Linked DNA regions of Mus musculus: region 2 is linked to region 1. A link is a loop called in an ENCODE intact Hi-C map of the cell type or tissue named here. Cell type or tissue: heart. All regions are shown on one strand.

Region 1 (5,000 bases):
TGCAGCTCGATGATTTGAGAGCAGCGGCCAGCTACTCACTATCTGCCTGCCATTTTGTTACCAAAAAAAAAAAAAGCCTTTGCTCAAGACCATGAATACTAAAATCTGCTGAAGGAAGTGGTGGGAGCTGCATTACTTAAACTCTTTCAAAATCTCCTGAAAGAAGTACTTCAGCCAGCCCCACAGAGAATAGACTGGTTCTGACCCTCAGGGCATCCATACGATGACCTCAGAGCTTTTTTTCCCTGTGTCTGTTTTCTATGAAGGAGAAAGGCTGGAGCCGAACCAGTGAAACAAAGACGTAAGTTCATCCCCTCTCCCGCCCCAAACCCTTTAATCTTCAGTGGAGTCCCAATTCCAGATCATTTCCACCAGAGAAGTTTTAAAAGCATCCACATGTAATGTCACCGTAAAATATGATAAGATCACCCCCCCCTCCCCGCCGCCGCCTTTAAAGGCAGCACTCATTTCTTAGAGCTTTTCGAGTTTCCATTTCTTCTTCTGTAATTACTACCTATGTCATCAGGAATGGACTCTGAATAATTCTCCCAATTCTCTCTGGTGACTCAAAATGCCCTCCACCTTCCAGCGGTCAAACAGAGCGCAAGTTTCCTTGTAAGATGCCAGCAGCCCCTGTGATCAAGTGAGGGTTGTTTGCTCTTTGGGAACCAAATAATTACCTGTCAGCTTTTCAGGCAACGGGCAGAATCCAGAAAGGTAACAGCACAAGGATATGGGAATCTTTGCAGGACCGGTGGCTTTCCTTCCTTCCTTTTTCCATTTATCCTTTCTTTAGAAGGCAGATAAGGCGGCATTATTGATTGAGGAGTGTGCGCATTAGCTACCATGGCAACGCATGTTACTATTGGCACTGTCCAGGCCAATTAAGTTCGTTTCAGATTGCTGGTGTTCTTTCTTTGGTCTGAGAAAGCCACTCAAGTCAGAGACAGATAAGAATCTTCTGAGCACTAAGTCAGGCTTGGAATGTCCCTTCTGCTGACTTTCCGGAAAACCCTTACAGCGCGCTGTGCATCCTGGGCCTCAAACCGAGCCCTGCTCTGGGCAGGGATCGCTCGTGCTGCTGTGTGCCTCTGCACCTGCTCTGAATACTCTACAGTTAGATTCTTGGCCACCTTTGTTTGGTTCTTTGAGAAAAAAAAAAAAAATCTCCTTTTCCAGGCTTGTTTTTTAACCAGGTCTGCGGCCCCAGTTCTCTTAGCCCTTTAGTGCTAAAGCAGCTTGTCCGTGTGGTGTGATCTCTTCATTACTCATCCATTCCTGTTCCGTCCCACGTGTTCTTTGGTTCAGGGATATTGCCCTTAAGAAATTCATACTTCGTATTAATTTATTTGGAAAAGGACATGCATGGAGGTAGGAGGTAGGAGATAGTTTGTGGGAGCTCGTTCTTATTCCACCATATGTCTCCTGGGAATCAAACTCAGGCTTGACAGGAAAGCGCTTTTATGTCTTGAGCCATCTTGTCAGCCCTGGAAATGATATTTTAATAGATAAGGTAGACAAATTTTAAAAGGCTTTATATGTAAAGGTTTTATATATGGTTTATATATAAAGCTTTTTAAAGGATTTGTATAGGGGGCTTATAAAATTATAAAATTGACATGTGAAACCTTTACATAAAACATCCTATTACCTTTCCTCGGATGCAGATCTCTGGGTTTCCCCTCCTATGACAAATAGTAAAATTCCCCCAAGGATACGTGCATCTCCCCACCTGTGCTTCTTAGTTGGGGTAGGTGTACCACAGATGGGATCCGGCATTGCGTCCCTCTTCACCGTCTTCTCCTCAAAGCATCTGCTCTATTACGGTTGGTTCTGAGTAAGATTGTTTTTGAAGTGTTCCACAAATTATAAAGATGGTTGAAAGCTTATCCGGGTTTTCTGAGGTAAACAGTAACTACTATGCTTTATTTCTACGGAGCCGTGAAGGTGCTAGGGGGATGAGCATCTAATCCAGTCTTGCGGGTGTAGCATGGCTCTGGAAACTCATTCCATAAAAAGTGATTTCTGAATAAGTACAAAGTGGCATGGGGCAATTGTGTCCTCTAGGCAGAGGGCCAAGTGTGTGGAAAGCCCCTGAAGAGAGCAGAGAAAATCTAGTTTCTTCAGAGACCAGGCAAGGGTGCACAATGGAACGGGAGACGGAGGCTCTGATTGGCTCTGTGGATGGTCTCTCACAACCTACCCGGTCACGTGGTTATATGCCGTGGGAGGGTCGTTTGTGCGGAGTGGCCTATGGCTGGAGAGCTGAGCAGAATTGCATACTGCAAAAGTGAGCAGAGGTCACACTGGCCTTCCTGTCCCCTCAGTTTCTCATCCTTTGAGCACTGCTCTGGATCTGGGCGGTGCCTTACAAACCCTAAACTTCAAACCCAGGCCATGAGGCACTGTTGAACTTTAACCCTCATCACTTTCTCAGGACACAGTTCCCACAAGACCCAGCCTGAAAGACTGGAGGTGGCGTCGGGCTGACATCTGCTTTACAGCAATCGGCTGGTTCCCACCAGCTCTGCAGACTCCAAAGCCCCAGTGTTCCTGTACTAAGGACTGAACTTCCACCAGCATTGGAAATAGCAGAGCTTCCCTCCCATTAAGTGTCTTCGGCACCATGATGGTCACAGGGAAGGAAACCTGGGCCCCTTTCAGAACCAAATAACTCAGTCCAGGATCTTTAAGGAATTACCCCTCTCCCAGGGGAGAAGTCATCATGTCCTCTACTGCTTATTATGGTCTTCAAATTGTGGACTGTGACAAAGCAAGTTGGTGTACAGGAAACAACCGCTTCCCTTTTGCTTCAGAGGGCCTAAAAATGTTTGATCTTAGATAAGCCATAAATAATTACATAAACAATTACTCAGCCTTTGCCTTTTTTTCTCTCTCTCTTAATCCTATAATGGTACTTTAGCAATAGCATCAACAACAACACCTTTCCATTTTCACAGTGAATAAAAAAAAAATAGGAAGAAAACTTAAGTCCTCTAAGCCTTGCTTTTAAAAATCCCCTTTGATGTGGAGAAGACTGATGCAGATTCATGCCAGCTCCTAACTTGCTAGCTGTGCCTGAGCAGGCAACTGAGGACTCTCCTCTGACCATCTTCCAAGCCAAGCAATGGCCATCTTGGGGAGTGCTCCCTTGCTAAAGACCATCCAGCTGTACACACTAGCCCATAGGCACCAAGCAGGGCATGAAATTTTCTTCTTAGTATCCAGATACTCCCTACTGCTTATCAAGGCTGCACAAGTCTGGGCAGGCGCTGAGCTGGTAGAGACCAGGGATGATACCATCTATGTGGTTACAAAGAAGCCCTCATCCCTAGTAGATTCAACCTACTGGGGGAGGAAGGCCACACTCCTGTAAGTAGCCCCTTACCTAAGAAAGCCCAGTAAATTAATTGGTTCTCTAGAATAACGTTTGGCAGAATTGTGTCTCAGTTTATCTTTAGAACTTTGAAAGGGATAGATGTTGCTCTATGTCTCTCCTGTGGAAGGAATTTTAGTAACAAGGACAGAACTTTACCAACTATGAGAAGTCTTTGGATTAAAACATGATGTCCAACATGAGCAGTACCTCCAATTACTTCAAATATTCTTTTTAAAAAATATTTTAGGTTTATTTGTTCTATTTTATGTATATGAGTATTTTCCTTTGCCTGGATATATGAGCCTATATCCCTGAAGGCCAGAAGAGGATGTTGGATCCCTTGGGACTTGAGGAATTACAGACAGCTGTGAGCTGCCATGCTGATATTTGGAACTGAATCCAGGTCTTCTGCAAGAGCAATAAGTGTTCTTATCCACTGAGCCATCTCTCCAACCCCACACGCTGTACATCTTAAGTTGGCCATATTCTATGTGTTTTTTCTGTGGGGAGTAAGGACCAAAATCATGACCTGTCATTGTGAGGAATAATTATTTGCCATGTAAGTAGTGATAGCTTTTGACAGTGTTTGGGGAAAAGGGGCGAAGTGGAAACTCCTAGACTCCGTTGTGTCATGTGATGTTTTTCAGGAAGCTGTCTTGTGAAAGAGCAGATAGTGTTTTGCTGGAGCAGATGCTTGAGAGGACACATGTCCCCACAATGTCCCCACAAACGGAGGACACTCTTGCATTAGTTCACCTTGCAATGCTTTGCTGGTCTTTTCTGATCTTTGCTTGTTGTGACTTTATAGAGAAAAAAGCACCAGGCTTGTGCCAGTTTGGCAGAGCCTCACAGTTTCTTCTGGATCAAGACACTGCTATCGACTTATGTTTAAAATTGCCCCCAAAGAACTACTTCTAAACAGGTCCACATCCCCCATTTCCTGTTAACCTTTCTTCTCCCCTACCTTTGGTTGGTGGGCTAGAAGGGATATTGAAGCATTTAAGAACTCTTAGTTCTAATAAACTTCATGAAGTAGGTTTCGAAAAAAATAAGACTACAGGAGAGTCATTTTTTTCACGGAGAATAATAGAGATTACCATGAAAAGAAAGTTTCTGGATTAGAATAACCCAGTATAGTTGCTTTAATATTTAGTATCACTATTATATATCTTTGTAATATTCAGTTTTGTTTTGTTTTGTTTTTGTTTTTTGAGACAGGGTTTCTCTGTGTAGCGTTGGCTGTCCTGGGACTCACTCTATAGACCAGGCTGGCCTCAGAAATCCGCCTGCCTCTGCCTCCCAAGTGCTGGGACTAAAGGCGTGCACCACCATGCCCAGCTTATAATATTCATAGCCACAGAAATACACATTTGTAATTTGAATGTTATGATACTTTCAAATATGCTGTGGTAGTAAAGCTTATTTTACACATGTATCAAGGTATCAAGCTCAATTCTGGAGAGCCCCCATGAGCCTGTACCTTTTGTTCAGCTAGGCTTAGACGCCTCATAATAGTAAAGTCTACAGTATATGTCCTATTTCTGGGATGCTTTTGTGTTCATTCATTAATTACTCCTTCATCTGCTTACATTATTGAACACCTATAAGGGCTTAGCTATTG
Region 2 (5,000 bases), 130 kb before region 1:
GCTCACGGTTCTAAGGTTCACAGTCAAAGCATCGCGACTAATGATGGGTGCATTGCTCGCAGATCCCAAGTCATGGACCAGAATCTCACAGAATCAGTCGTGTGTGTGTGTGTGTGTGTGTGTGTGTGTGTGTGTGTGTGTGTGAAAGAGAGAGAGAGAGAGCAAGCTGCAGGCTTCACTCATAGAAGTTTATTCTCAGTGATGTTCTTCATTCATTCATATTCATTCTAAATATCTTCCAAAGATCCCTCTTCTCCACCAACTCTAACCACTACTGCTGGATCAACCTGTAAAGTCTACCCCGCATAGAGGTCATTCCATTTCAACACACAAAGTCTTGAGAAACACATTCACGTCAGAGGGAGGATACACTAGTGGAGGATGGACATTCTTTAGAGTCTCCCAGCAGCAGATGGCACTGGCTTAGCACTTAGTTGGTCCAACACACTGATTTAGTGGTGTCTCAGATTGGTTCTTTCAGTGGCTGCCAGTTGTGTGTGTGTGTGTGTGTGTGTATGTAACATGTTTTTTTCCCATGCTTAAATGGAAAGTTTCCTTCATTTGGCAAAGGACTTGACGAGAACGAACTCTATCAAGACAGGATTTTATTAGTGTTGGCCTTCCAACACTCACATCATGCATACCTTCTACAGACTGTTGGAAATGGCAAGGTAATAATAGCTTTGACTTTACAGTGCTTTTCCTAATTCTCAGCATGGTCTCGGTTTTTTGTGGGAGGCCAGAGGCCAGTGTCATCTAAAGCGAGGAGAAAGGCACGCAAGGCCGTGCCAATGAGTAGACAAACGTGGTGTGATCGCAGGTTTGATCCTGGAGTCAGCGTGCTTAGATCCTGCTCTTCAGGTGGGCATTCCTCAGTTTTCCGATCTGACCTGGTGGGGTGGCTCAGGAGCGAGCAGTACACTGTGTGTAAGCTGTTTAGCACAGTGCCTGGTGTCAGCAGGCTCTCGATCATTGGCCATCATTGCAACTATGAAATGTGGAAGACTGACTCATGTCACTTCCAAGAATGGAGCTTTTCTTCTGTAATGGACAAACAATAGGTATTTCGTACCTGTTGCTTACAGTATTCAATTCGAAAACATTAATTGGCATACTATTAGATACACGTGAAACATCTTTCTGGGCATTCTGTATTTGGCTTCCTTTTGTGAGGGAAGGAAGGCTTTCTCTGTGAGAATCACTGGTCCTGGGTATAGCTGAGAGCTACAGCAATTGCGCTCGGGGTTATCCAAGGTGCCAAACCCCTTCTCTGATCCCTAGAGCTCAGACTGGCTAAACCAGGTGATTACAAAACTGGAGGAGGGGGCCCACCTCGAATGTGTGGGGTAGACTGGGGCTTTCGACTTGTCTACAGGAAGCTGGAGTCAGACTGCTGGGCTAAGTTCTTAGAAACGTGGGTTTGGCTCTCTGTGCGTGTTCGAATGTGTGTGTGTGTTACATTGATAACTTAGAGCTGGGAGCCAGGTAGGAGAGGTCACAGAGTTTGGCTTCAGAAATGCCTGAGGAACTTGCTGGCTAAGGTTATTGCTTTTCTGGTCAGAACAGTGGAACCAACTCCCACAGAAGGGGAAATGAGAACGGTGACATTTGCTTCTCTGTAGAGCAGGGAAGGAGGAAAAGAACTCAGTGCCAGGAGAGCCCACTGGCTGCTCTCTCAGATTCTCATTTTGAAATGGCATCTGGACTTCAAAACATGCTCACACTTGAAAAATGAACGCATTGGCCAGGGCTGGTGTTTACCAGTGTGAACTTGTTCCTGCATCCAGTTGGTTGTTTTTTGGTGTTTTTTTTTTTTTTTTTTTTTTTGGTGAGGCTATGTAACTGCCATTCCCCCCACCCCCCTCCACCCCCAACCCTGGTCTCTCAAATGAGGGAGATCCTTAGTTTCTTTGTTAAAAATAGATGTCAGGGTGGGTGGGAGCAGGAAGGAGTTTCCTGCCTCAGGCAGAGGAGGATATGACAGGGCACAGACTGTGAATTGCAGCTGAGACTTGAAGGGCTGCAGCCGCTGAGACCAGTGCAGCTTGGATACACCAGTTGTTGTTAGTTCACTTCCGGGTCATGGCTGTCCAGCTCTAGCCTGTCCTGGGGGGACATTCCCATCAGGTTCCAATAGGTTGTGACCAGAAGCAGCTTGGGGATGAGAGGGATTTGTTCAGTTTACATCTCTGGGATCAGTCCATGGAGGGAGTCAGAGCAGGAACCTAGAGGCAGGAACTGAAGCAGAAGCCGTGGAGGAGTGATGTTTACTGATTTGGTCCTTCTGGCTTTCTTTTTTCTTTTTCTTTTCCTTTCTTAGATATTTTCTTTATTTACATTTCAAATGTTATCCCCTTTCCTAGTCTCCCCTCCGAAAATCCCCTACCCCTTCCCCCCTCCCCCTGCAAAGATTTATTTATTTACTTATTTACTTACTTGTTTGCTTATTTATTTATTGTATATGAGTACCCTATCGCTGTCTTCAGACCCACCAGAAGAGGGCATCTGATCCCATTCCAGATGGTTTGAGCCACAATGTGGTTGCTGGGAATTGAACTCAGGACCTCTGGAAGAGCAGTCAGTGCTCTTAACCGCTGAGCCATCTCTCTAGCACCTTCTGGCTTTTTTAGCTTGCTTTTTAAATACAATTTAGGAACATCTGTACAGGGGTGATACTACTCACAGTGGGCTGGGCCCTCCCACATCAGTTAAAAAAAAAAAAAAAGCCCTATAGATCTGCCTACAGTCCAGAGTGGTGGAGATATTTTCTAAATATTGTGTCAAAAGATACATACAACAACAACAACAATCAAACAGCACAGAGCCTCTGGGTCTTACTTTGGAGCTGGCTTGGGTAAATTCAGTCATCACTCCTGTGAGTTTCTAACCTACACTATCTGGCTGGGTTTTTATGGGAGTGGTGCTACATTAGGGGTCCCAGGCAAAATATGAGACGTTGGCTATGAGTCTAAGTATGAGTCTAAGTGCCACATAAAGAAATGATATTTTAGCATAATTATTAGTAAATATTGCATGGGATGTGTTTTAAGAGTTGTTCCTTATCCAAAATTTGAATCTAGTTGGGGTATTGTTTTGTTTCGGCTAAATCTCACAATCCCTTATTCTATGGAGCTTTGGTGATCCCAGTTAGAATTAGGCTGCAAATGCTAGGATGCTCATGGGGCTAATTGTGAAAAGCGACACTTTGCAGTCAAATTGACTTGGCTTTAAAGCTTGCAGCCAGTACTTGCTGGTTATGGGACCACAGATCTGGGACTCTGTTTCTTTCTTTGTCTTTAAAATGGGGTTGAAAGTGGCACTACCTCCCAGGACTGTGCTGAAGGCAAATGAGAGAGGCGATTTGAGTCTTGTACAGAGAATGTTATTTGGCGCACACTGAATTAATGATGTTGCTTACTGTCTATCAACTGTTTACTCTGTGCCACCCACATGGCCAAGTGCATCCCTTCAACCTTGCCTTGTGCTAATGCAAATGGGGACATTTGACGCTCCTGGGCTTTCTCAGCACCCTGATCAGTGGCTGTGCACTAAGGTAGGGTAGGCACTTGATACTCTTTCTGGTTTCATACCTCCCTCTTAAAAACCTCTCAATGGTAACATTGTCTCAGAAAGTGCAGTGTGCTTTCTCTGCCAACCTAGCTCCAGCAAGATCCCTGGTCAGGTTGCAGCCCAGACCTCTGTATAATAACATTAGGAGCCACGGATGGACCAGATGTTGGAGCTCAGTGTTATCAACTGCTCCCTGTGGATGCCATCAAATTTTGTTTCTGTGGGAACACAGATAGAAGAACGGAGAGACACAGAAGCTATTCCAGAAGCTTCAGCATTTAGAAGAAAGGCTCTGTTAGCATGGCAATAGCTCTGCATCCAGTAGAATATGCTGATGTATGTATTACAATGAAGGAAAGAGAGGCGGAGGATAGGGCAGCTTTAATGAAACTAATGGGCTTTTAGAAAGGCAGTACTTGAAAGTTCCAATGACATTTTACAGGAATTGATTACACAGAAGGATGAGGGAGGAGAATTTGGGAGCTTGGTGCATAGAGGCAGAGGTCGCCTGGGTGGGAATTGGGACTCCAGGAGAGGGCAGAGCCAGTACAGAGTCCTCAGTCACATGGGGATTGTTCCTAGTCAAGGCAGCTGGAGCCAGCTTTGCCGCTGCCCCCAGAGAGTCAGCTGGCTGGTGGGATGGCTGACAGGGGTGTTGTGTGCTGAATTTCTTTCCAAGGAGGAGGAGGAGGAGATGCCAGCTCTTCTATACATCACCCTCTGCCACCTGCCAAGGAGGCGAGATACCGCTGTGGAGAAAACAGCTTTTACTTATTCCTTTGTATCAGGGCCTGAATGCAAGCCAGAAGCAGTGGGGTTTGGTTAATAAGCTAGCTGGAAATCATGCTAATGGGAGTGCCATTGCTGGGAGCCCTCCAGGCTGGGGAACGTGTGATTGAATGTTGGGGCTCTCAAGGAGTCGTTCCCCCCCCCCACCCCGTGTCCCTCCCCCATCCATTTTCCCAGCCATCCTAGTCCAGTCACATCAGCATGGCTGCAAGTGAGCAGCAACAGTGACAAGTGGGGGACAAGCAGAGGTCAGAATGGGAGTCACTGTGAGGTCTTTCTGTGCAAGCCATTACCACAGCCTCTCTAAAATGGTGGAAGGTGAAGGGCCTTAGGCTCTGAGAGAACAGAACAGTTACCAGTACCTGCACGCTCAGTATTTCCTGACAGTACTAGGTGGTGTTCCCTCAGAACAATGTCTTGTCAAGACATTGGCCAGAATAGATTCCATACATAAAGGGCCCATCATCTGCAGAAGGAATTCTTCCAGCCTGGGAGACATTGGGGTTTGACCTCGCCCACCCTCTGCGTGACCCTTGAATTATTGATCCTGGTTCTTTGCTCAGATCTGAGTTCCTTGCTGCTCCCATTATTCATGTCTCCTGGAGAACCTGTTACATTGTATGATGTACCTCAGACAGGCG

What was found. A loop is a pair of places that touch in the nucleus more often than their neighbours do. Peaks named below come from ENCODE experiments on the same cell type or tissue, not always from the same donor. Only the 100,000 strongest peaks of a DNase experiment are listed, where the experiment ranks them.
Region 2: a loop joins it to region 1, with 1.8 times the contacts of the local background. A loop is called at or near these places in 1 of 42 quality-filtered maps.

Annotation. Positions count from the first base shown.
Region 1 is chr2:71,749,331-71,754,330 of GRCm38, forward strand. It overlaps Gm17250 (a long non-coding RNA gene), which reads right to left and starts at 1,175. Exons shown (of 5, transcript XR_866415.1): 1 at 681-1,175. In heart, no CTCF peak of the experiment used is centred here; DNase peaks (open chromatin) are centred at 2,131 and 2,651; H3K27ac peaks cover 1,545 bases.
Region 2 is chr2:71,621,310-71,626,309 of GRCm38, forward strand. No RefSeq gene overlaps it. Among named protein-coding and RNA genes, the nearest start is that of Gm36909, 32 kb to the right of the region's middle. In heart, no CTCF peak of the experiment used is centred here; a DNase peak (open chromatin) is centred at 2,042; H3K27ac peaks cover 713 bases; H3K27me3 peaks cover 163 bases.